Linked DNA regions of Homo sapiens: regions 2, 3, 4, 5 and 6 are each linked to region 1. Evidence: chromatin loops called from intact Hi-C (ENCODE). Cell type or tissue: OCI-LY7. All regions are shown on one strand.

The links. A loop is a pair of places that touch in the nucleus more often than their neighbours do. Peaks named below come from ENCODE experiments on the same cell type or tissue, not always from the same donor. Only the 100,000 strongest peaks of a DNase experiment are listed, where the experiment ranks them.
Region 2: a loop joins it to region 1, with 12 times the contacts of the local background. A loop is called at or near these places in 9 of 110 quality-filtered maps.
Region 3: it touches region 1 in a loop (5-fold over the local background); 2 of 110 quality-filtered maps call a loop at or near these places.
Region 4: a loop joins it to region 1, with 6 times the contacts of the local background. A loop is called at or near these places in 5 of 110 quality-filtered maps.
Region 5: it touches region 1 in a loop (5-fold over the local background); 7 of 110 quality-filtered maps call a loop at or near these places.
Region 6: it touches region 1 in a loop (3-fold over the local background); 2 of 110 quality-filtered maps call a loop at or near these places.

What each region holds. Positions count from the first base shown.
Region 1 is chr17:57,550,127-57,554,126 of GRCh38, reverse strand. The region is part of intron 7 of MSI2 (musashi RNA binding protein 2); the gene reads right to left. It overlaps LOC107984993 (a long non-coding RNA gene), which reads right to left. Exons shown (of 2, transcript XR_001752947.3): 1 at 1-4,000. Among named protein-coding and RNA genes, the nearest start is that of MSI2-AS1, 56 kb to the left of the region's middle. RefSeq lists an enhancer at 1,719-1,938. In OCI-LY7, CTCF peaks have their summits at 1,460 and 1,674; DNase peaks (open chromatin) are centred at 1,606, 1,916, 2,486, 3,906 and 1 weaker place; H3K4me3 peaks cover 3,348 bases; H3K27ac peaks cover 4,000 bases.
Region 2 is chr17:57,670,113-57,674,112 of GRCh38, reverse strand. All of the region lies in intron 11 of MSI2 (musashi RNA binding protein 2), which reads right to left. Among named protein-coding and RNA genes, the nearest start is that of MSI2-AS1, 64 kb to the right of the region's middle. In OCI-LY7, CTCF peaks have their summits at 1,811 and 2,015 (motif pointing right); DNase peaks (open chromatin) are centred at 1,592 and 2,032; H3K4me3 peaks cover 405 bases; H3K27ac peaks cover 779 bases.
Region 3 is chr17:57,628,201-57,632,200 of GRCh38, reverse strand. The region is part of intron 10 of MSI2 (musashi RNA binding protein 2); the gene reads right to left. Among named protein-coding and RNA genes, the nearest start is that of MSI2-AS1, 22 kb to the right of the region's middle. RefSeq lists an enhancer at 2,275-2,374. In OCI-LY7, no CTCF peak of the experiment used is centred here; a DNase peak (open chromatin) is centred at 2,450; H3K4me3 peaks cover 1,202 bases; H3K27ac peaks cover 2,236 bases.
Region 4 is chr17:57,603,095-57,607,094 of GRCh38, reverse strand. All of the region lies in intron 8 of MSI2 (musashi RNA binding protein 2), which reads right to left. It overlaps MSI2-AS1 (MSI2 antisense RNA 1), which reads left to right. Exons shown (of 3, transcript NR_110807.1): 2 at 737-842. Among named protein-coding and RNA genes, the nearest start is that of MSI2-AS1, 3.3 kb to the left of the region's middle. RefSeq lists enhancers at 707-956, 986-1,881, 3,536-4,000. In OCI-LY7, a CTCF peak has its summit at 1,558; DNase peaks (open chromatin) are centred at 754, 1,444, 2,904 and 3,324; H3K4me3 peaks cover 2,872 bases; H3K27ac peaks cover 3,870 bases.
Region 5 is chr17:57,258,151-57,262,150 of GRCh38, reverse strand. MSI2 (musashi RNA binding protein 2) reads right to left here. Exons shown (of 14, transcript NM_138962.4): 4 at 3,797-3,881. Among named protein-coding and RNA genes, the nearest start is that of MSI2, 3.6 kb to the right of the region's middle. RefSeq lists enhancers at 1,866-2,389, 3,376-3,465. In OCI-LY7, no CTCF peak of the experiment used is centred here; DNase peaks (open chromatin) are centred at 1,610 and 3,760; H3K4me3 peaks cover 3,520 bases; H3K27ac peaks cover 3,392 bases.
Region 6 is chr17:57,737,659-57,741,658 of GRCh38, reverse strand. No RefSeq gene overlaps it. Among named protein-coding and RNA genes, the nearest start is that of CCDC182, 5.6 kb to the left of the region's middle. In OCI-LY7, CTCF peaks have their summits at 1,315 and 1,515 (motif pointing right); a DNase peak (open chromatin) is centred at 1,538.

The sequences.
Region 1 (4,000 bases):
AGTACATCTTTATTAGCACCCGGATCCCATGAGGAGCAGGAAGGAGTGCAGAGGTTTAAAGAGCATTAATCCCCTTAAGCTTTGCAAACCTCTCTAGTTAGGGAGCCCATAAAGGGGCAGGGAGGGAGGGGAGAATTGAGGTCTCTGCCATTTTCAGGGCCCTCCTAGAATTGTTAAGCCTACATGAAGGACCAGACTGAAAAAACTTCTCTCTCTGGAGCTTTGCTTTAAATTTCTTCTCTTGAAAGAGACAAACTTGTGGGCTGCCTTTGCTTCACAAGAAAAGTCGGCTACCCATCCATCACAGAAGGGCTGCCGGCTCTTTCCTCACCGCCTCTCTGACCACACTGCTCTCTCGCGATAAACACAGGACTTTCAAAAACAACCGGTTATCTCTTGGCCAGGAGGAGGGATGGCCACAAAGGCACATGAGCTGGGCTGCCCGTGCACCCTCCTCTCTGCCCCTCCGCGATGAGAATCGAAGGATGATTCAGAGCCGAGATAGATTTCCAGTCTATTTCAAAAGAAAAAAACGGACCTCAGAAAGCTGCTCAGGAAAGCTCCCCCATCTCCTTAGCCTCAGCCTGTCTTGGAAGGTTTTTCAAAGTCAACACCAGGGCAGAAGTGGGAAAGCAGGGAGAAGAATGGGATTCTTAACATCATTTAAAAGCAGCTCAATGTCCCAATCCCCCTCCCACCAAATAAACGTCTCTTTCATCTTTCATCCCAGCCTAGAAAATCAAAACCTGGCTAGGGGTCCAGGAAGACCTGTGGCTGAATTTTGAAAAATTGCCGAGTGAAAGATGATACATTCATTCTGCCTTCCCAAACAGCTTTCAGTTTGGGCTGATTTTGCACTGGTCGAGCCTTGGCATCCACTATGGTCCCCAGTCCAGTGCTCTGTGCCCATGAGCCTAGTTCAATCAGGACTACTCAACTGAAGCGCTGAGCCCTCGAGTCTGGCCTTGGGGGGCTCATGCTCTAGCTGCGGGGATGGACAACCAAAGGCTGCATTTCCAACACTGAGGTTTCTGATGCCACTTTTGAATAGGCCAGGCGTCTCTCATTATTCCCAGTGGTGCCAACATTCTCAAAACAACAACAAAAATTTCTGAAGTCACTGGAATCCTTTTTCTACTTTTGGTGGGGTAAAGAGTTCATTCAAAGACCAGTATCAGCCTCTCAAAAGAGAAGTCTCCCAGCCCACGCCACATCAGCCCTAAAAAGCTTGGTTCTTCCACTCTGTGAATTCTAGGGGCAGTGATTTCCGGGTTGTTTATATTTATGTCCCCACTTATTTCCTAAAAATACTGAGGTGTCTTATAATGCTTAAGCACATATAAAACTGGAAACTAAGAGCATGAATCAAAGCTGTAAAAGATGACCAGTCACAGAAAGAAGAGACCAGTGTTCCCCCATGTTGGGGCTCAGAGAGGGTTGGGTGAAGCTCAGAAGCCAGAGAATCACCTTCTGGTTGTAGAAAAACTTCAAACGTAAGTTTGAACCAGAGGAAACTTGCCAGACTGTCTCTAACCAAGGAAGCCGTTGCTGGGCAATAGGGATTAAAAAAGACACTCAGAGATCAAGAAAGCCCATGAGCCAAGACCTCCGGGGATGGAGGCAGGTCCAGGACGGCGACACCTAGCGTCTGGCCCTGCTACTTCAGGCCTAGGCTAGAGCGTGCCAGGAGGTGGAAGACCCAGGGGCTGGATGCAGCAGGGCAGTGAGTGGGGGGCTGGGTTGGGGGGTGCTGGCTGGTCTCCATAATCAGAGACAAGCAGCAGGCAGAAAGCCAAGCTCAGTTCCCAGGACTCTCTCAGGAAGGGAGTCAGGAATTACAGACCAGTGAACATCACTCTGAACTTCAATTAGACCGCTGCAACTCCCCCATGGGTTATGTGCGTTACTCTGTCCCGTTAGCAGTAAAAACCTCACGACCAGATGGCCTGAGGGTCTAGTGAGGAAGTCGGGGGACAGAGCCCTGGTGTGTGGCCAGTCCTGGGGCAGCAGCAGGAGAGACCTGCTGAAGGTCACATGAGCTGGGTCCTTGAGCCCCAGGACGAGGGGCTCTAGGTCCAGCACATTCTCTGTTCCAGAAAACCCCTCTATGCAGCAAGTGGAGTAGGAGGCAACCCTTTGGAGCTGAGGGATCCAGGGAAGCTGGGCTATTGGCTTGGAGTGAGTGCTCCAGCCAGGGGGAGAAAGGTTGGGTGGGCACAGGCAGGGCATGACATCTGCCTAAGCTTCTCTTTCTACAGGAGCGGTCAGCACATAAAATCACCTCTAGTCAATCCTTGCCCCAAGCAATGGACGCCACTGTTTCCAGCTTTCACGCCCGTGATCTTTTTAAATCCCTTCCTTCCCACCTTTAGAACCCAGTGAGAAGTCTCATATGCAAATGGCCAACTGGGATACTTCTTGTTATTAACCTCAACACCTGCACTTGAAAGCTAAGACTTCAGCAGTGGGTGGGGGAAGGGCGGTGGGGCATGGCAGTGCAGGAAGAGGGGGGTGTGGGAACACCAGTGTGTGTACATGCATGACCCCATGGGTGCACCTGGGGCTCGGCAGACGTCATGCAGCAACTGGCACACATCAGGCACCTGATTTCTACCCTCGGCTGAACAGCAATTTCCAATCCAATAGCAACCTCATCCCAGACGGCGGTCTGTGTGCCTTCTCCACCCACCTGAACCTACCTCTCCACCTACAGACCTCCGCCCTCCCTCCGGCAGCAATCCCCGAGGCTCACACCAAGCCAGGAGTCTGTGGCCAAGCTGATTCTCCAGCCCAGGTGAGTCCAGTGAGGACCTACCCGCACAGGAAGAATTCAGGATGGAGCCGGGGCAGGTTCAGCCCCTGATCTGGAGACCTTATTTAGTCTGAGACATAATATTGCTCCTTTTGTCCCCTATCCATTTACCTCCCGGCACTGAAATAAGGGGACTTTGATTCCCTCCCAGTTCATGGCTTCATTCAGAAAGCTCCACAGAAGTAAGCCATTATGTGAGTTCTAAGCCACTTTGAATAAACCAACACAACTCCTTTCAAAAAAGCACCGGGAGAAGGTCATTCATGTGAATAATAACCATTCTTTCTCTTTAATCATTAAAATAAATAAATTCAAATTACATCTCCAGAGAGCACCCATCCCCCCATCAATTTCTGCTCTTGAGTTTAATAGAAAAATGGCTCCTGAAAAATTCTCCTGTGAAGTGAGGCTGGTGTGGAAGACGCCAACACAGTGCTCTCATTCAGAACACTCTCGAATGCAGACTGAATCAGGCCCTAGACAGAGGGCTACGTGTGTGCCTATGCGTGTTGGTCTTGGATGTGCGAACTGTCTAACCCTGCTCTGAGTTTTCCTAGGAAAAGGAAAAATGTCCTGAACCTCGACTCTTCCCCAGGCTGAAAATCTCCAACATTTTCCAGCCCGGCTTCAAACCTGACAGAAAAAGACAAGGGGAGACAGGTATTAAGAAAACGGAGAGCTCGTTTGGATTTTTGCTTCACTTCTGATTCTGTCCCAAAAATTACTTTTGGAAAAGAAAAGGTAAAAAGAGGCAAAACAAAAACAAAAGTAAAAGAGACATCGTGTTCTTTCCCTGTGACCCCCCCAAATCCAAACCTTGCTATTTTAAACAATGAAAAGCACAGTGTGTGAGGAACAGCTTGCATATAGCTGAAGCCAGCATTATTTACTTCAGGTTTCCTATACTAACTCAATTTTTACTTCTTAAGCACTTTTGTTAACAAAGGAGAAGAACAAGTCCCAAACGGGGGTGTCCGTCAAGGAGATCTGTGCTTGCACTGATCCTGAAGGTCGCCTGGGATGCTGTCCTCCCCAGGCTAGCTGCCGTAAGGCCTTGACAACCACTGCTTCCTGCTGCCAGCCGGAGCCACCAAACCCAAGCTCTAAGAACAGTTCTGCAAGCCCCCTCTCCCATGCACTGATAGCACTTAAAAGGGGCGTTTGTCTTCGGCAGCTATTCTCGATCCT
Region 2 (4,000 bases), 120 kb before region 1:
GAGAAGGGGATGGAGGGAGGGATGGGGGGGAATGGTAAACCTGGAGGCTGGGGCCAGAGCTGGGGTGGAAGCCAATGGTTCTACAGGACACCCACACACTCACCTCCTGCAGGAGAAGGAAAGGGGGGATTTAAACTTTTTTTCCTTTTGTTTAAAAAAAAAAAAGACAAAGAAGTATGAATGCAGAACATACCGACTGAACCAATTCATAGCTAAACCATAGCTGACCAAAACACCTGCTTTCTCTTGGTTATCCTGCAATGTCAACTCCAGAGTGAGAACAGCAGGCTCAGGATGTACCTTTGCTACAGAGAGAGTGGACTTGACACGCACAAATCCAGAGAGTGGTGGGGTTGCAGATCGGGGGGCAGCGGAAGGTGACACTGCCTCGGCCCCCCCAATCCCATCATTCTGACCCTAATGAGGGCCGCAGCCTGTCAACCAGTTAACCAGGTTAATTTTGTCTCACCTTTATTTCTCCTTAGTAGTTTAAACTTTATTTTCTTTTCCAAAATGGAAAACAATATTTTTTTAATTGTTAAAGGAAGTTCTTACTGATTTTTAAGCCTCAAGGTGAGTCTGGGCTGGCTACCTTTGGGCTACGGCTAACCCGTCTTAAAGAACCAGACATTCTGAGAGTCACACTTTCACATCTTTGGCTCCAGAGGGCTGCTCCTTGCAACAATCACTTCTCCCTTCTGCCTCCCTTGGCTTCTCCCCCTCTGCCCTATGACCAGTTGCCTTCAATGGCAGAGGCAAAGAACATCGATGCAGGTGGGGTCACTCCTGGCTTTGGCCCCTCCCTTTCCCAGGGGCCTGTGATTTGAGGCCCTCAGTTCTGGTGGGCCTGGAAGAGCCAGAAGTGGATTGATTTTCACCCACTTGTCACAGGGATGGGAAGAGATTGATGAGGCACCCAAGGCACACTAGCAGGAGACTGAGACAGAGACACAAAGATACACGGGAGACCAAATCAAGCTGGGCCTGGCTCCTGACTCAGCAGAGAAAACAGAACTGAAGCCTCCAGATGCCCTTGGGGCGGGAAGCCCGAAGGTGAGCCCCTCTGAAGCTGTAGCTGAGAAATGAATAAACTGGCCAATGGAAAGAGCAGGTTAAAGAGAAAAGAAAAAAATAAATTATAGAGGCTTAGAGCAAGTGAACGGCTGATCTGGGAATGCGCTGGCAGAAAAAAGGGATGGAGATTTTTGAATATAGAAGATTCAACTTGCAGATAACACTTGGCCCTCTCACTCATGGAGGCAAATATGAAGCCGAGATATTCAAAAGGCGGTATTATCTTAGTCTAACACACTTTTTTTCTTCTGAGCTCAGGAAAACAGAAGAAGCTTGGACAGTGGACTCCTGGTTTTGTCCAGGCAGCTGAAACCCCTCCCTATACAAATAAACTAATTAGCCCGTTCCATTTTAGGCTAATAGGATGGGGTGGGCATGAGGAGGCGCAGTGGTAGACGGAAAGTTTTTTGGCTTCTTTCTTGTCTGGCCGGATGTGAACCCAGGAAGGTGTTGGGCAGGCCCACCTAACTAATGGGTGGGGAGAGGCAGGTTTAGGTTTCCGTTTCTTCCAGCAGGAGAGCCACCTAGAGACTAATCTAGCCAGCAGAAGCAGCCTCGGAGACAGGATGTAGCATGCCCACAGAAGGGTGCTGTTCAGAAATACCCCCTTCTGCAGGCTTAGATAGAAGACAAAAGGGCTGTTGGTATTATGCCCATCCTTGGCAACCGCTCCCATTCCTGTGTGTGGGGAGGCCTGTGGTTTCTGAGTCGGCCTGAAGGGAATTTCACAATAAGCAGCTCATCTTAGGTCTATATTACCCCTCCTTGCTCAGTCCTCCTCCATCAAATGACACTAAAATCACCGTGGAGAAGACACTGTATTAGAATGCAGCTTTCAAATCCCAAGTCCCGTTTTATTACGCACTTGCTCATCACGGTGCCGGAGCCTCAGCTCAAAGTCACCTTGCAGATGTCCCCCAGCCAGGGGTGAAAGACAGGGCTGCTGGGTCCCCACTAGAGGGCGCAGCCAGCAGGCAATAAGCACCCAGTTCTGGCTGGTCCCGCCTCTAGCTAGGCTTCTGGGCAGTGGAACCCGCACCCCTGAGGGCTGGGCGCATGGAAGAGAGGAGCCTCTATTTTCCACAGTCGACACTTCTCTCTGTCTGTCTCTGTGAGCAGAAGAACCAGGCTCCAGAAAGCATGTTAAAGTCCCCGAACGAGCCATCTGGAAACCCATGCATCTTTGAGAAGACTCATAAAAAGCAACGGCTCTGGCTGCTTAGGAGAGAATGGGGACTGCCACTCGGCACATAAACTTGTCAGTAGCTGTTCCTGCTGTCTGACAGTGGGAAGGCATTAGGGACAAAGCAATTTTCTTCTTTTGCAAACTCAGCGTAACTCCACAAACTGAACACTGGCTGGCTACGCAGGAAAGGGGGTCATTTGAGAACCCGTCTCCCTCTAAGAGGAGAGGTGGGGAGTGGGGTTGGGGGGTGGGGGAAGGCATGAAGCCAAATCTCTCACCTGAGGGTGCTTTCTGTGGAAGTCATTCTCCAGTCAATTCTCAGTGATCCTTCTAAGCGAACGGTGCCTTTCCCCAGGCACGGAGACTTATTTTGGGGGGCCAGAATTGGTCCCATATACCAGGATCAGCTTGGGAAGAGAGGATGGGACATGGCTCTTAGTGGGCAAGGGCACCTTGTCTACTGCTCAGCTAGGGTGTGCGTGTGAGGGGGCGGGGACAGGGAGCACACTTTGTTGAATAAATAAACAGTGCTGAGGTTTATAAATTGGATATTATGACTCCTGTCCCAGAAGAGGACAACGTCTTGCAAACGTCTTGGCATTTTTGCAGCAGGAGCTATGAGCATTAAGTGGCTTGGGACAAGCCCTGCTCTAGGATGGCAGTTTGGGGGCTCATTGCGGTGATCAGGTTCATTTCATCAGCAGCATCCATGGCAGGTTCCTCTTTGCCCCTCATCCTCACTCTCCAATATCCTCTGGGCTTTCCCAGTCAAGGTGGCACCCACAGAGAGGCAGCAATGATGTAAGGAAAGGGAGTACTGGACTCAGAGGCAGAAGACCTGACTGTGACCCCAGCTCTGCTCTTACAGTCAGGTGCCTTGGGCTAAGAAGCCACTCACAAGCCCAAGTCCTCATCTGTAGCAAGTGAGTGATGCTTTCCTTATTCAATCTGACTCATGGGACTGCTTCAAGAATGAAAAAGAGACAGAGCTCTGTAACTTGTCAAGTTTAAAACAAATACACCCTATTTCTGAAATAGTTATGTATGCAGAGGCCAATAAGGCAGGTACCACATGCAGATTTAGGAAAATCTGACATAGGAAAATGCAATTCACTTGCCATATGAATCAGGAGGTGATTGACAAAAAACCCAATTTATCCATTTGGTGCATTTAATCATCTTGGGCCTGAAGAAAGGACTCCTGGGAATGGGGACCAGAAAAGCAAGGACACCGATCTCACCGAGGACGGCAAGAGGAGATGCACTTGAATGAAAGTTGGTGGTATTTCACATTGGATAAAAGGAGAAACTTCCTGCCCATCAATAAAATACTCTGATGGCTGACCTAGGAAAGCCCAAGAATCTTATCCTGGAGATCTTAACAGAGACAGATGCTGCAGGCTTAGACTCTCACCTGTAAGGGTTGGACCCAAAGCTACTGGGCACCTTTCCCTTAGGGTTCTAAAGCAAGACGGGAGAGATGCCTGCTGTCTGGCCAGCATGTGGCTCTGCCCAACTGCAGTGACAAGGGGCTGGGCTGAGAGTGGAATTAGGCATGGAGGGTAGGGAAGTGGTGGTAGTCAGAACAGCCTCACTGTGGGTCTAGAAAAGGTATGGAAGTCTAGTCCAATAATTTCTGTGTTGTCCCTAAGTGATGTCACTGGACCTGAGGCAAAAAGCTAGAGCCAGGTCAATGAGGGGGGCACCTCTGGCTCTAAGGCCTGAAAATTGAATTATTAC
Region 3 (4,000 bases), 78 kb before region 1:
CAACAAGCCTGTTTGGTCATGACTTAAAAACATTTGATGTCTTCTTCCTAGCTTCCCCTGAGGAGGCTCTACGAAGTTTGTGAGAAGTTTCCCTCTGGCCCCGTTACATTCTGAGGAAGTGGGGTCGGTCACAATGCATACAAGAAGCAAAGTGGGAGGGGACTGGAGAATAATTTTTTTTTAATTGAGTGAAGCAATGAGGACATGAGTCCAAGAATTAAAAATGAGAAAAAGAACAGTCATTCAAACAGGCAGCTAAGACAGACTTTCAGTGAGCATTGACTGGAGCGGGGGCAGCCCAGGCCGGGACTGTGTCCTCTCTCTCTAGAAATGGTAGCAACCCCCACTTTGCTATGCCTCTCTTAAGAGCTAGTTGATAAAAATTATGTCTTGTGAAACCGGCAAATAGTCTGCAAAGTGAAATAAGAACAGAAATTAACAGATTAAACTGAAATGAGAAGTCCAGAGTGGGGAAAAGAGAGGAAGCAGGGGAGATCCCTGATCACAACCCATAATAATTCAAGACGGGATCCTGATCCAAATTCCAGGCTGGGGTGGACACCTGGATGTGGGAAGAAGGAGCTGTTCCCAGAGTGGTTGGTCACCACCCAGCCTTTCTAGAAAAGAACTACTCCCCACTCTAAAAACTATCCAGTGTCTAGCCTTCTCTAGGAACATTTATTCTGACAGAATTCTGAAGATGGGCACAGCCAGGTGCCACTTGCCACCAGCTGTGTGGCCCAGGAAGGTCCGTGCAGCCCCATGTCACATGGTGAGAATGAGGCTCTACTAAGAGTGATATCTGCACCCCCAACCAGATGAGATGGATGTTCATAGAAAGGGTAAGTCCAGGTGGAAAGGAGGACCCTTCATAAAGGGGATCAGATTGCATCTTCCTGAAAGGGGACCCAGGCTACCTGGTTTATGAGTGAGAACAGCCAGGATGAAGAGTCTCGGAGCTCTCTAGGACCTGGGCGTGCTTTCATTTCTCCCAGCTAGCTGTCTTGCATGGCCCTGCTAGGGGGACTCAGAAAGGGGCTGGGAGAGGTTCGGGATCCATGCACAGCATGAGGGGGACCGGAGGTGGGAAGTGGGTAAAGTGGGCATACAGTGAGGACACTGAAAAGAAAGACCACAAAGAAAACATCAGGATAGTTGGGAGGTGACATGACTGCTGTGTAATGTCACGAAGTCACAGGATCCCCGGGGCATGGCAGGGGTTCGCAGAATCTACCTGATGGGGATGAGGAGAGGGCAGAGGGCTGGGCTGCCCCATCTCTGGGTCCCCCTTCTGTACCCCAGCCGCCTCGGCCAGATCCACCCGAAACTTTCCTTATTGGCATGAGGTGACAGATGGAAGTCAGGGCATCCAGAAGCTTCTCTGTAGCCCTGGCCCTGAGGCTGTGGCTCCAGGAGTCATCAAGTTTGGTTCTAGAGGGGCTCAGCTACTCCCTGCGCTCTTGACTGGAATGACACATGGACCTACCTAGGCTTTGTGTCTGGAAACATTTGGCTGCTTGGGGAGGCATCTGGGATAAGCACAGACCCAACACTCCACAAGGAGCATATCCTTTGGGAGGGGGTCAGGAGGGGAATAGACTCTGACCCTAGCCTGGCTTCTCAGATGAGTGGGGTGGGCGGCCCCAGCCATGGGGCCACCCTTCCCAGTTCAGGGCCACTCCACTCTTGCCCTCCCTGAGAGCAGGCAACCTTACTCTTGTGGCCACTGGTGGCCCCTTTCTGGCCATTAGTTAAGAGAATCAAGAGGCTTCCATAGTGAGTGGGAAGGTGGGAAGGATGGAAAAATAAAAGTTTGATGGTTGAGAACAGGGCAGCTAACTCCCAAAGGTCAGGAAGCTGCTGTCTGTACATTGTAATGCCTGATTTCTGTCCCATTCAAACCCACCTGATTGTATTAAGCTGCAGGGACTGTGGCCATGACAAACGGATGGGCCCTGGGCAAAAACACTCCAACCCCACTCTATCCTCCTTCCTGCAGCCCAGTCCATCCCCCGCCCCCCCAGTTCCCAAAGTCTTGGCTTTGGTGAAGGGCTGGGCACCCAGGGGACCCTATCTCACTCTGCCCAGCCTCAATCTGGTCACTGCTGCATGTCCGTCTGCCTGGGGCAGGCCCAGGGATGCAGGCCATGGAGGCAGAGTTCTACTAGATGTCTCCTGAGCCAGCTCATGGGGGCCCCGGGGCAGGCCCTCTGATGAGACAGGGGCCTTAGCATAGGGTCCACATTGATGTCCTCTCCCAATTATTCCATGTTAAGATCCCTCAACTCTGTCCTCCTGGGACTAGCATCACACTCAGGGGCAATGGCAGCCTGATTACGGAGGGGAGCAGGTTGTGCAGGCTGAGTGCACAGATCAGTGCTGCACCTGGAGGGCCGAGATGCGTGAGCCTTTGCACCTGTCATCCCCTGGAGGGGAAGCGAGGGGAGGAAGTGAGAGGAAAAGCCACCAGCTTCTGGGCTGAGCAAGACTGGCAGAGAATGAAGCACAGGGACACTGACCCCATGGGTGTCTCCAGGAAGGAGTGGTGCGCATGTGTGAGTGTGTGGACCGTGCACCCCCCAGTAACAGCCCTCTTCCTTTAGGCACTGGAACAGCACCAGCCCGTAAGAAATTTCCACGGTGACTGTTCTACATTCTGTGCTGGCAATAGCCACTTGCCACACATGGTTACTGAGTCACTGAAATGTGGCCAGTGTTTCTAAAGGAACTGAAATTTTCTTTTTACTTCTTCTTATTCTTCTTCTTATTTTTGAGACAGAGTCTCACTCTGTTATCCAGGCTGGAGTATAGTGGTGTGATCTCGGCTCACTGCAACCTCTGCCTCCTGGGTTCAAGTGATTCTCTTGCCTCAGCCTCCCGAGTAGCTGGGATTATAGATGCCGGGCACCACGCCCGGCTCATTTTTATATTTTTAGTAGAGACGGGGTTTCACCATGTTGGCCAGGCGGGTCTCGAACTCCTGACCTCAAGTGATCCTCCCACCTCGGCCTCCCAAAGTGTTGGGATTACAGGCGTGAGCCACCGCACCCAGCCAACTTTAATTTAAACCTAAGTTTTAGTAGCTCTTTGTGGCTAGTGTTATTGTACCAGAAAAATGGACACTAGGGAGATGGTGGAGGGTGGCAGTTAAGGCCCAGACCGCCTGGTCCAAATGCAGGTCCTACCCCTTGCGTACTGTGACCCCTTCAGAAGGAGTTTCTACCTCTGTGCCTGTGCCTGGTGGGGGTCTCTGCCTGGAAATGGGAAAGTCTAATGACAGTGGCTGGTTGAGTGCTGGCCTCTCTTGTGGTGGTCCTTCTTGCATGTGCCCTTCTTTTCTTCAGGTCTGGGAGCCTGTGGCCATCCTGAAGCAGCCTGCTGCTGGGGGGCATCTTTGGGGACGGCTTCCTTAGTGCGGGCCGAGGAGTCTTGTTGAGGCCCCTCCCAGATGGGGAACCATCCCAGCCCCAGGGGACACTGGTGGGGGAGCCACCTGCACTCAAACTCCTCCATCTTGGACTTCTGCTTCTGTGCCTGCCTTCCCTGCACCCTCTGACCCACACAATCGGAGAGGGGCACAGACCCCAAAGACCATTCCTCGTAGACCCCCTTTTCCAAAAGAGAGAAGTAAGGCCCTAGAAGCTGAGTGACCCGCCCATGGCCACTTGGCCAGGTGGTATCGGAGACAGGACAAGAGCTTGGGGCTTCCACCGCTGGTTGAAGGATCTGTCTGCCATAGAGCACGGCTCTAGGTGCCCCCAAATGCCTCCTCATCTCTCCAACTACACCCTTCCCGCCCCAATGCTTGGTCTGAGGCAAAGACCAGGCCAAGCCCTCACTCTGCCCTCCTGTCATCAGTGTCAGGGCGCCATCTTCCAGCGACGCGTCTTCACTCCCTTTGCTTCCTAATTCATCTCAGACCCTGACACTCCCAGACCTCCAGGTCTAGGCATGACGACAAGGCAGGGGTGAAACTCCGCCTGCAGCCCAGCTCCCCAGG
Region 4 (4,000 bases), 53 kb before region 1:
AACTCCCTCATTGCATGGAGCCTCATTTCCTCTGTGCGATGGCCTTACCCGCCTCGTAGTTACAGCAGAAAAGGACACAGAAGTTCTAAGGAATGACTTGCCCAAGGTCACAAAGCACAGTCAGAATCCAATCATAGACCCCCAGCTTCAAAACCCCTGCTCCCTCCTCTGGGTCTCTGGCTGCCAGCCACCCCCCCCCATCACCCCACCTCACACAGCCCTTCCCCACACTCTCCACCCAACCCTCAAGGCCTATCTGCGTCTAGTTCACAAAGCCTTTCCCGATGCTAGCTTCCACAACTGATCTCCTTACCACTTCCAGAATTAATTTCATCCATTGTTTCCTCTGCTCAGTGTTTTATTACAATCAGTGATGGCAAAGTAAAATAGGTCATAAACCAAAAATAAACATTAAGCATCTACTATTTACCAAGCAGCGGCTGGGTGTGGACACAGAAATGAATGTGGCTGAGATGTGGCTCTTCCCTCAGAGGTCCTCAGAATCTGGGCAATGGGTAGAGAGGAGCTGGTCCCCAATATCACCTGAGATGTACCCCAATAACTGCAGCCCCCACCCTGCCCAGATCTGAGAGTGGGTGCCTCCTAGTCTGTTATACGGCAGTCTAGCCTAGGGCTAAGGCTCCTGGCTTTAAATCTCTGTTCCACTTGCCGGCTCTCTGAGCTGAGACCAGCTGACTAACTTCTTTGCACCTCAATTTTCTCATCTCTAAAACAGTGACAGCTGTGCCTACCCCATAGGGCTCTCGGAGCTAATCCTACAAAGTGCTTGCACTGGATAAAGTTGGTTGAGTCACACCTTGCCCTCTCCACATGGAGCCTAGGTGAGTGCCTTTGAAGGTGATGAAGTCAGGTCACATCTGTGTTCACTGAAATCCCAGAATGGGGAGTGAAGAGGAAGAGAGAGAGCAGCAGCCTCCCCAGCACAGCAGATTCTTAGCACACAGTCATTGCCTTTCTCCCTAACCCTCCCTGCACCTGTCGGCCAGGTAGGTCCCATCTCCCTGCTTTCATCAGCAGGATGTGCAAAGAGAGCTTCCCAGGCCGCACTATTTGGGGAAAAAGCTGATGGTGGCAGCAGCAGCTGTCCTCCTTTTCATTTCTGGGAACCTGCAAGGGCATTTCAAAGTGGAAAGAAACCTCAGCCTCCAGCAGGTGCTCAGGTTCCGCCACAAGGCTGGAGGAGTGCTTACCCCAGGGCACGGTGGGCTGGGCCAGAGGCCCTGCGTGGGGCCTAACTTCATTTATTTAAAAGAGGGAGAAAATAAAAGGTATGGCTTGAGCCTTCTTTTCTAGGCAGAGGCAGCTGAAAGAAGAGGGCAAAGGAAGAACCAGGGACAGAACTCCCAGGCCCTGGGGAAACTAGAGTGAAACTAGAAGAGAAATTGGCAAGAGTCCAGGCAAGAGCCACGCTACTCTGGGCTTGGTCTCTGCAGCTGCATACGGGCGCAGACTGTTCATGCCCTGCCTTCTGCGCGGGGAAGAGGCAGAAGAGAAGGGGGGGCAGCCCCTCCTAGTGGTCTCCATGCTCCCCTCTCATGACCCTGCGCCCTGGGGGTGGAGTACGGGGACGCTGGTGGCAGCACGTTCAGAAAAGCCCAGAGGCACTGGGTGCTGAGATACTGAGGAGACAGACCACTGCCCTCCCTGGCCCTGCCTACACTGACATCGCCAGAGGACAGATGAAGGGCAAGCGAACCACTCAGGCAACTGGGAGGCCACTCCCTGCAGGCCAAATTACTTCTGCCTAAAGAGCAACAAACATTTACCACCGAACCACCCGGCCTCCCCCAACACACTAATCACTCTGCTCTCATTAACACAGCCTGTACACAAACAGCATGTGCACGCGCTTGCGTGTGTGATGCGTGGGGGGCAGGATCTCTCCCTCTCCCACGTAAACACCAGATTCATTTATTAAATGCCTCTCTGGCATTTCCTTTTTTGCCTTCATCCTGCTTGTTTAATATTGCATTTGACATTCTCATTTTATAAATGGCAACAGAAGCAGAATGGATGGCTAAAATTAGCTTACGAGTGAGAATGATGCTACAAATAGGATTGTGAATACAGAAGCCTAGTTAATTCCACCCACATTACCCGCCCCCCTCCCCACACACAAATACACCCACCACTTTTGGGCTGGTTCCCGACTGAGTTGTCTTCAGGGCTGAGGAGGAGCAGCTGGAAGGAGTGGGGGGGTGAGCCAATCACTGGGCACCTTGCCAGGTGGCAGGGCCCAGAAGCCGACCCTAGCCTGCGGCTGGCCTCCATGGATGGGCTGGTCACAGCACCGCAGCCCTGAGTCCAAGAGGACAGCTCAGGACCCTCCTCCCTTCTTATCCTTCTGCCCTTCCTTCCCCAGAATCCCCTGTTCCGAGTCAATCCCCCAGGTATGCCCTGGGCTGAAGGGTAGCAGGCCTAAGATCTCAGTAGGCTTTGCTCTTAGAAGTGGATTTTTCTGGAACCTTCTTAAAGAATGAGTCAGGTGAAGAGTGGGACTCAGCTTTTCCAGGACCTAGACAATCACATCTCTTGGTTCCTCCTGCTTTGGGAGGTGCACCACCTCCTTTCCTAGGACCATCCCCAGAGGCACTGAGAGTGCCCACCTCATACTCTCCATCCCTGCCCCGCAGGCTCGGGACCCAGTCCTGCCCAGGTCCCGCACCACTTGCATTTTACTGACTTATAATCTGCTGAGGACCTCCTTACCTGCTAACTCTTTATTTGCTCAGTAAAATAATTCTAAGAATGATGACAATGACGACAGTGGTGAAAAAATCTATCACTCTGATAGAGAGCGTGCCATGGCCTGGCTCTGTTCCAAACCCCTTACAAGTCTTAAGTCACAGCACTCTCCGAGGTAGGCACTACCACAACCTGTTTTATAGAAAGGGGAACCACAGAGCCGAAACACAGAAGTAACTTGCCCAAGGCCACAAAGCTGGGAAGTGGAAGGGGGTTCAGCACTGAGGACTTGAGGCACCCTCTACCAGGAAGGCCGCCCTGGTTGACAGCACCCTGTTCTGACCATTGTGTCACTCCCCACCTGGGGGCTCCCCCAAAGAATGAAGGCACTGATACTTTCCACAGGCTGCTATCCCCAAACTCGTGTGCCTGTTTGGGGCACCCCCTTTCTACTCTGCCCCTAATAATGTGTGCTCAATAGTGAAACTGGCTGACCATTTGGCTAAATGCCTTTCATTGGACCCCTGTAGACAAGGAGCACCCTGACTGGGCCTGCTCTGAGCTAGATTAGTTTAGTCCAGGAGTCAACAAACTGTGGCCAGCAGGCCAAACCCAGCTGCCATGAGTTTTTGCAAATAAGCTTTATTTGAACACAGCCACGCCCCTTCATTTATATATTGCCTGGACTGTGTTTGTGCTACAATGGCAGGGCTGAGTAGATGTGACAGAGACTCTCTGGCCCGTTACAGAAAATTTGCTGGCCCCTGGCTTAGGCCCAGTGGGGGAAACGTGAAGTTATCAAGGGCTGATTCCTTCAAGGCTACCCAATTACATACCCTACAACAGAACAGGCCGAGACCTCCAGGTATCAAAGCAGAGCTTTATATAAGCTGCAAAAGGCAGCCATCCTCAACCTTCTGATTTCCCACAGGAGCAAACTGGTGCAGACAGGTAGGGCACTCGCCTGTGGTTACAGAATCACCAGCGGTGGACCTGGGATTCAGGCTCAGGTTCCAAGGCTCTCTTGGTGCCTCTAAGTGACCCAGCAGGTCCCGACTTGGGGACAAGGACACGTGCACCTCACTCAGGAGAATCGAGCCCTTTACCCCAAGAGATGCATGCCTCACGTGTCTTCTGCAAGCAATGCTCCAAGGCCTGCACCCAGAGGGGTAGGGCATGGTGAGGGGCGGGAGCAGTCTCTGGCACTGAGAGCTTCCTCTGGGAGATCTTCGGAAATCTGGTCTCTGTTTGACCATAGAGGGAGTATGGAGTGGTGCCAAGAGCACCAGACTGG
Region 5 (4,000 bases), 290 kb after region 1:
CTGGGAAAAAAAATAGAAAAGCAGGAGTCAATAAAGTACTTTAAGGAAAAAATATATGATTAATCACCTAATTATTAATCACTCATTTCTCAGGCTTATAATCCAGCTTTTAGTAACTTCTCAGGCAACTCAAAAGTTTCTTAAACTTTGATCTCAACTTTAACCATCCCTCCAACAGATCAGGTAACTAACATAGCTAGCTAGCCTTTCTGAAATGACCCACCATGCATTTCAGTGTGTGATGCTCTTAATAAACCAGATCTCATGTAATTCTTATTTAGGCAAGGGCTTCTTCTTCCAGACACTGAATATTAAATGGTATCTACATCTAATTTGCTATGCGTGGCTGGGAGAAAAGATGGGAGCATCATTATCATTGGGAAAAAAATCATAACCTGAAAATTAAATGTAAGTATTCTCTAGCAGTAGGTAATTGGATGGTATTTCTTCTCCCTGATGATAACTAAACAACACAGGAGGGAAAGGAGCTTCCAAAAATTTTTTAAATCAACAACATCCAAAAACTCCCCACAGACATCCAACACAGTGCTCTGCTTGAGTTAATTAATTCATTTTAGCAAAAGTAAAGTTACCCAGGATTAACCAAAAAGATCATCTGTTCTGTAGCTATACCTCAAAAGATAAAAAATAATTTTTTGAAGTAAAGAAAATGAAGCATGTGAGCTAAATCCACCTGGATTTTAAAAACAACAGGGAGTAAAAATCTATAAGCAACCTAAACCCAAATTAGAAAAGAAATCCCATCATGGGGAGGGCACCAAAAAAAAAAAAAAGTTACTGAATACAAGAAGTAGTCAGAATCTAGTGCAACAAGTAGGGAATTCCCCTACCCCAACCTCAATCCGAGTGGAAAAACATCCTCCAGTCCAAATCACACACTTGCAAAACGCATGATGCTCAATCAGGGTCTAGCTGTACAGCTCAGAACAGTTCTCCTGGAAGCATGTGAATCTAACAGGCTGATGTGAGGGAGGAAAAAAGTGACTGCACAGATAAAAAGAGGAGGAAAGAAATGTGAAAATATTCCCGTTGTCGGTTTTCATTGAATTTCTAAATGTCACAAATCTTTGGGTAAAAATGTAACACAGATAGTATAAACATGCTACCAGTTATTTATTTCCAGGCTTTGGCTTTCATATTAAAATGTTTTCCTTTTAAAAAGTAAATCTGAGCTTTGTTTTCACTTCTGCCATGAGAAGGAGCAGGGGAGAAAAGAGTAATGCTGTGGAGGAAAGTAGGGAGGTGGGGGTGGGGAGTGGGAAGCACGGAGGATAGTTCATTTGTTCCCTGACTTACATCACCTAGGGTCCCAGCCAGAAAGACATATGAGGATTTCCTGCTGTTATTACGGGGGCTTAAAGACCTAATAAAAGTCTGCATTGCATTCCCTACCTTTAAACATCACCTGAGAAATGAGAGATTACTTTTCAAAAACTAAAATAGACAAAAATCTCTGATCTAGAAAACTACCCTTTCATAAAGATTAACATTACTGCATCTACAGGTGTGTCCAGCACTGACTAGCGCTTGTCTACAAGAGAAATACAACAGGTGTGGATTTTCCATTCTGTTGACGTACGTAAGACAGAGGTGTCTTTTTATAAATACTCCCCAGAGGGTGTTTTTTTTAGTTGGCCGGCACACAATTGCAATCAGAAATCACCTTGTTTATGGGGTAACAGGTGTGGGGTATGTTGAGGGAGGTGCCAGGAGCTGGAAGAAGTAAGGTGCAATGAAGAAAGTGAAGTACTAAAGAAAATTTAAATCACAAAACGAAAAAGCCAATTCAGAACTCCTGGATGGTGTGTGGCCGTATCAGAGCATTATATCATGATCGAAGTTCCTCAGTGTGCAAAGTTTACACGCTGAGATCTCTGAAGGAGAGGAAGGGTCAAGTTAAGCATGGCAAATCCCAACCTTTTGCACATCCCTGTCAACTATTTTTTAAAAAACAAACAAAAAAGAAAACTACCAAAAATTAAAACATTAGTTAGTTAGGTACAGCTCTACTTACTGTATCTACAAGTCCTCTAGGAAAAGACTAGGGTACTATTTTGGATGTGAATGGCCGTTACCTAAACAAAGCTTTTAAGGTAACAGTAAACAAGATCCTCGTTTCCATGTCAATAAACCAACCGCTTCTGCCTCCTGCACTGAACGTTGAAACAAAGTCAAAAGCTAGGTTACACTAAATAATAGTGACCAAAACATGTCTATAAACAATCAGAGAGGGAAACTGCAGGCTTTGCACCTGATACAGAGGAATATGACCCACCAGCCACCACAGAAACCAAATACTGTTTCTCCCACCCAGGTAGCAAGAGGGGGTGGATGATAAATTCCCAAATTTGCCTTGAAAAGATTTTCCTCTTTAATTTCACTAGCTTTTTGAAATGGCTAGCCACGAAATCAAGGAGAGAAAAATTTTTCAGACATCTGTTATCATCCTACAAATCATTTCTGAAATTAAATTATCTAAAAGTACAAAAGGCTGGGCTGCATGCAAGCTATGACAAGTCCAGGACAATTAATAAAGCAACTAAGAGTGTAGGTGGGTTTCTTTCTTAGGAGAAGGCACGCATTCCTGATCTCTTTGATCAGAGAAAGAGGGTGAATTTGCAAAATCAATTCAAGTGCACCGAAGGTTGCCAGGTTTCTTTATTTGCTTTCCTTCTCTTCCATTCAATGTTAAAGCCAAAAGGGGCTTGAAAGATCACCTTGGTCCACTTATTTTACAGAAGAGGAAATTGAGACCCAGAGGTAGGGAATGTCTTGCTCACTTTCATAAGAGGCGGATGGAAGTAGAGCCCCATTTCTGGCCTTGTCCCACTACCCCATCACAGAGGAGTGAAGTTCCATGCAACCCAGCACTACAGCCCAATGTCATCTTAAGGCCTCTGTTTGGGGCAGATATATATTAATAAAAACCGTGGGGAAACTCTGGTAGACATAAAGGGAAGGGAGGAGAGGCAGGAAGCCCACACAGGGGCTAAATAAAACACTGCACACTCCCCCTCCCATTAAATGTATTGTTATATACAGACACTCTTTCTTCCCTTCCCCTTCTGACCTCTGCCTGGAGACTCTTCCCCCTTCTACTCTGGATTTTTAAAACTTGTGATGTATAAAAGTACCCATACTCAAATGAAAGGATCTGAGAAAGAAAAGGAAGGAAAAAAAAATCACTTTGAAACCCCCAGGCCTTATCAGCCTTAGATTTCATGCCATCTGGAGTCACCCCAGTGGATGCCCAGCTCAGCTCCGCCAGCGTCCCCTTCCCTTCCCAAAGCACATTCCAAATCCCAAGTGCCCCAAGAGAAACCTGTTGCCTGGACCTGTAATTAGCGCCCTCTCCCCTCCTTCCCACTGCTGTCCCCCTTGGCCACAAAGCAGGCTGTGCCTTCTCAAAGCTGATCCCCACAGCCACAGTTGGTAACGCGTGCTGTGCTTGGCTGACAAAGAAAAGTTGCATTTGCTCTCTGGTGGAGTTTCTCTGCACAGTCCCCAGGCCGGGAAGGCAGACTCTCCAGGAGCCGAACCCTCTCCTCCCCAAGCCTAACCTTGGCAGCCTCTGAAGCTGCAATGGGACAGGCTCTAAAAAGAAAACCCCAAAGCCAGCCACAGCAGCAAACTTTTGAGCCAACTCGCTAGCTCAGTTTAAAACTACCCAGTTCTAGCACAGAAGCAAAAGAAGGCACTGTCCCTTTAAATGGGGCTGTCAATGCCCAGATCGTTCCTGAAAAGGGGCGAACAACAACAACAAAAAGCAACCTACCGTCTTGGAATCTAACTCATGGTGGGGCTGACCTAATACTTTATCTACACTTGCTGGGTCTGCGAACGTGACGAAACCGAAGCCTCTGAAAGGAGACAAAGAGGGAGAAAAACAAACAAGAAAATGTGACACCATTGAAAGCAACCAGGAGTGAGACCTAAGGCTGAATGAGGAGCAAAAGTTGCCCCCCACGCACCCCCACCT
Region 6 (4,000 bases), 190 kb before region 1:
TTGCGACCCCTTGGTCATTAAAACAGGCAGCCACTCTTAGAGATGCAATCAGTTAACACCGTCCAGGGTAACCAACTTGTTCAGTTTAATTGGGATTGTTCTAGTGTTAAAACTGAAAGTCCCTCAGGCCAAGATCTCTCTCAGTCCTGGGAAAGCAAGGATGGTTGGTCACCTGCACTAGAAATAATACACACCGTGGGGTGATCCAGGTGAGGCTGTGGGTGGGGCAAATCACAGGAACTCAAGGCAGGAAACAAGGATGGTAGAGGCCATACATGCCAGGTCAGTGCATCTCTGCTGTCATTTTTAGCCAGAGGAGGCTGGTCTGTTCATTCTGCAGCTGGAAGAGCTTGTCTTTGTGTCCATTTCTCCTCCCCACTCTCAGATCCTTGCCTTCCACCTCAATCTGGCAAGAAAATTTGAGAGCGAGGCCTTTTCCGAGCAACCTTTGAGATCCTTCTGGGGACCCCAGGGATTCCTCATTAGGCCACAACTCACAGCTGCAACCTTAGTCCTGGAGGACAGAGGAAACCTATGGTGGATTAAAGAGCCAAGGAGAGGCTGGGTGTGGTGTCTTATGCCTGTAATCCCAGTGTTTTGGAAGGCCAAGGCGAGAAGATTGCTGGAGGCCAGGAGTTCGAGGCCAACGTGGGCAACATAGTGAGACCCTCACTCTACAAAAATAAAAAAATTAGCTGAGTGTGGCGGTGCATGTCTGTAGTCCTAGCTACTTGGGAGGCTGAGGCAGGAGGATCACTTGAGTCCAGGAGTTCAAAGCTAGAGCAAGCTGTGATCATGCCACTGCACTCCAGCCTGGCCAACAGAGGAAGACCTTGTCTCAAAAAATAAAATAATAAAATAAAATAAAATAAAATAAAGCCAAGAGGAGACAATCTGGTTTGTAGCTTTGGAAGCTGGAGTTCCTCATTTCAACTCTTCTGCTCCCAACTGTGAACAATAAAGTTAAGCAGCCCAACTGCTCACTTTCCCTGAAATTCTAAGACAAATAGAAGACAAAAATAACAGATGGTTTTCTCCATGCTAATAGCCGTTGGTTCTCAAAGGTTTTCTATAAGCTGCAAGGCTCTGCTTGCTCCCCCTCAGCATCCACAGCAATCAGAGGGCTGCTGAGATCCTAGACATATGGCTCCATCTTATGAAAACCACTTGCAGACAAGGGAGTCCTCCCTGGGACCCCAAGTCCTGTGTCTACTGCAAGCTGGGATGCTGGGGTGAGCAGCAAGGTAGCTGAGATGCAGGAAAGCAAACGTGTGTGGCTAGGGGAGGGAACTCACCCAGTTGGCACAACTTCAGCCTTGTCTATTTAATTGATACTTAGTGCTGGGAAGAAGAGAGCGCTCAGGGAGGAGCATGGCTAGGCAGAGTTGTGCAGTGTGGCTGGGAAGCAAGGGTTTGGATTTGGGCATTGGCTTCATTCCACATGCAGAGCTTTGCCTCTTGATCTGACCCAATCCATTTAGTAATCCGCCCAGTGCTAAGAGCAGTGAGCCTTGGGCATGTTTTTTTTTGACACCAGGTGTCAGTCTAGAGTGACTTTCCCAGGGTCCAGATGTATTGGGTGTGGCTCATGCAGCAGATGTGGCAAGTCTTCCAGAGTAGAGGTGAGAAGGCAAAGAGGTACACAAGGGTTTGTCCATCTCCTCTCCTATTCTCCTCTTTTTGGCTGCTTCAGAAGTGAATGTGGCTCACAATGAATGCCCAGCAAGGAGTAGCTGCTCAGGGAACATATGTTGAATAGAACAGGAGGTGGTGGCATCATCTGTGCCTGTTTGTGTGAGTGGTGTTTATCAATATGACCTTTGAGAGCAGCTGAGTGGAAATCTCTGGGCAAAGGCAGCATTTTGTGGCAGAGCACTGAGCCTGTGGTCAGAAATTCCAAGTACAGATTCTAACTCTGCAGCTTCTTAGGTTTCTATTTAAGATGTGATCCTTTAACTAACAAACATCTCTGTCACACCAAGGCCTCTGTTTTCCCACTTGCAAATTGGGATTTGTGGGGCCAACTTCCTAGGCTTGTTTAAGAGGTAATTGAGATAAGGCATGTACAACAGTGCTGAAAGGAAATATATTAAATTATAAGAGATTGCAATCTTCTATTCCTAGTCATCTAAGAGAGCCAGCCCAAGTTTTAGACTTTTTTGATGCAGAACTAAAGAGGGGAAGCTAAGGGTCTTGTTTCAGAAAGGGCTGAGATTTATTCATGGGAAAGAAAAAATAGACACAACTAGAAGGAAACAAGGAGATGGAGAAACGTAAGAAAGAAAACCTGGCAGGCTTAGATTTTCAGAGAGAAGTCTTTTCAGTGCGTAGTTGAGAATGAGTCCTGAGAATGAGGTTGGACAGCAGAAGTATAGAAGAGATGAGGGGAGGCCAATGGCTTAGGGGAAGGAAGGCATTAAGAAGTGATGTGTATAGGAGCTAGAATTATAAAATCTTAGAAGAAAGCATGGGAGCAAATCTTAGATATGACACAAAAGGAACAAGCAACTAAAGAAAAAATAGATAAATGGGACTTCATCAAGATTAAAAACTTTTGTTCTGCAAATGGTACCATTAAGAAAGTGAAAAAGGCAACCCACAGAACGGAAGAAGATATTTACAAATCATTTATCTGGCAAGAGACTTGTATCCTAAAAAAAGAGAAAGAACTTTTTTACAACTTAATAAAAAGATAACTCAACTGAAAAGCTAGCAAAGGATCTGAATAGACATTTCTCCCAAGAAAATAGACAAATGATCAACAAGCACGCAAAAAGATACTCAGTATCCTTAGACACTAGTGAAATGTAAGTCAAAACCACAATGCAATACCATTTTACTCCTACTAATATGGCTACTATCAAAAGACTAGACAATAACAAGTGTTGGTGATGATACAGAGAAATGGGAACCCATTGCTGATGGGAATGTAAAATGGTGCAGACATCTTGGAAAACAGTTGGGCAGTTTCTCAACATGATAAACACAGAGTTACCCTATGACCCAGCAATTCCACTCGTAGGTATATACCCAATGCAAATAATAACACATCTCCACATAAAAATTGGTATGTGAGTGTTCATGGTAGCATCATTCATAATAGCCTAAAAGTGAAAACAACTCAAATATCCATCAACTGATGAATAGACAAAATGTGGTATGTTCATACAATGGAATGTTATTTGGCAATAAAAAGAACAACATATTGGCCAGGTGTGGTAGTTCACACCTGTAATCCCAGCACTTTGGGAGGCCGAGGCAGGTGGATCACCTGAGGCCGGGAGTTTGAGACCAGCCTGAGCAACATGGCGAAACCCCATCCCTACTAAAAATAGAAAAAAATTAGTTGAGCATGGTGGTGCACACCTGTAATCCCAACTGCTTGGGAGGCTGAGGCCCAAGAATCACTTGAACCGTGGAGGTGGAGGTTGCAGTGAGCCGAGATGGCACCACTTCACTCCAGCCTGGGCGACAGAGCAAGATTCTGTTTCAAGAAACAAAAACAAAACTGTTTATAAAATAAAGTGTAAATTCAAATATACAGTGAGAAAAATAAATGATGTTATGATTTATCATTCAAATCCCATTTAATATTGAGTGATACAAATATAGACTGCGATTATTTTAAATTATTTTTAGTTTATGGACATTCTGAAGCCACATGGGCTCCAGAAACTATCTAGGTTATAGATGTAAAAGGTGCCTGAATTAGAGACTGGGCCATAGAAGGCATGTCATAAATGATAAATGGATCAGAACTGGAGATCTAGAACTTGATTGACCTTCACTATCTCCAAGAGGTCTCAGGAGCTTGGCAGGGTGTGCAAGACATTCTTTTGTGCCCAAATGTGTGCTTGACTCCCCTTCATCAGGGAGATAAGGGATAGAACTGACTGCCACAGGGAGATCAAACCCCAAGCCCCTCCAGGGCTGGAAGAGATGTCTGATGGAGCAAACAGCAGCATCATGACCAGGTAGCCAGGTAGCCCCTGGTGCTGGT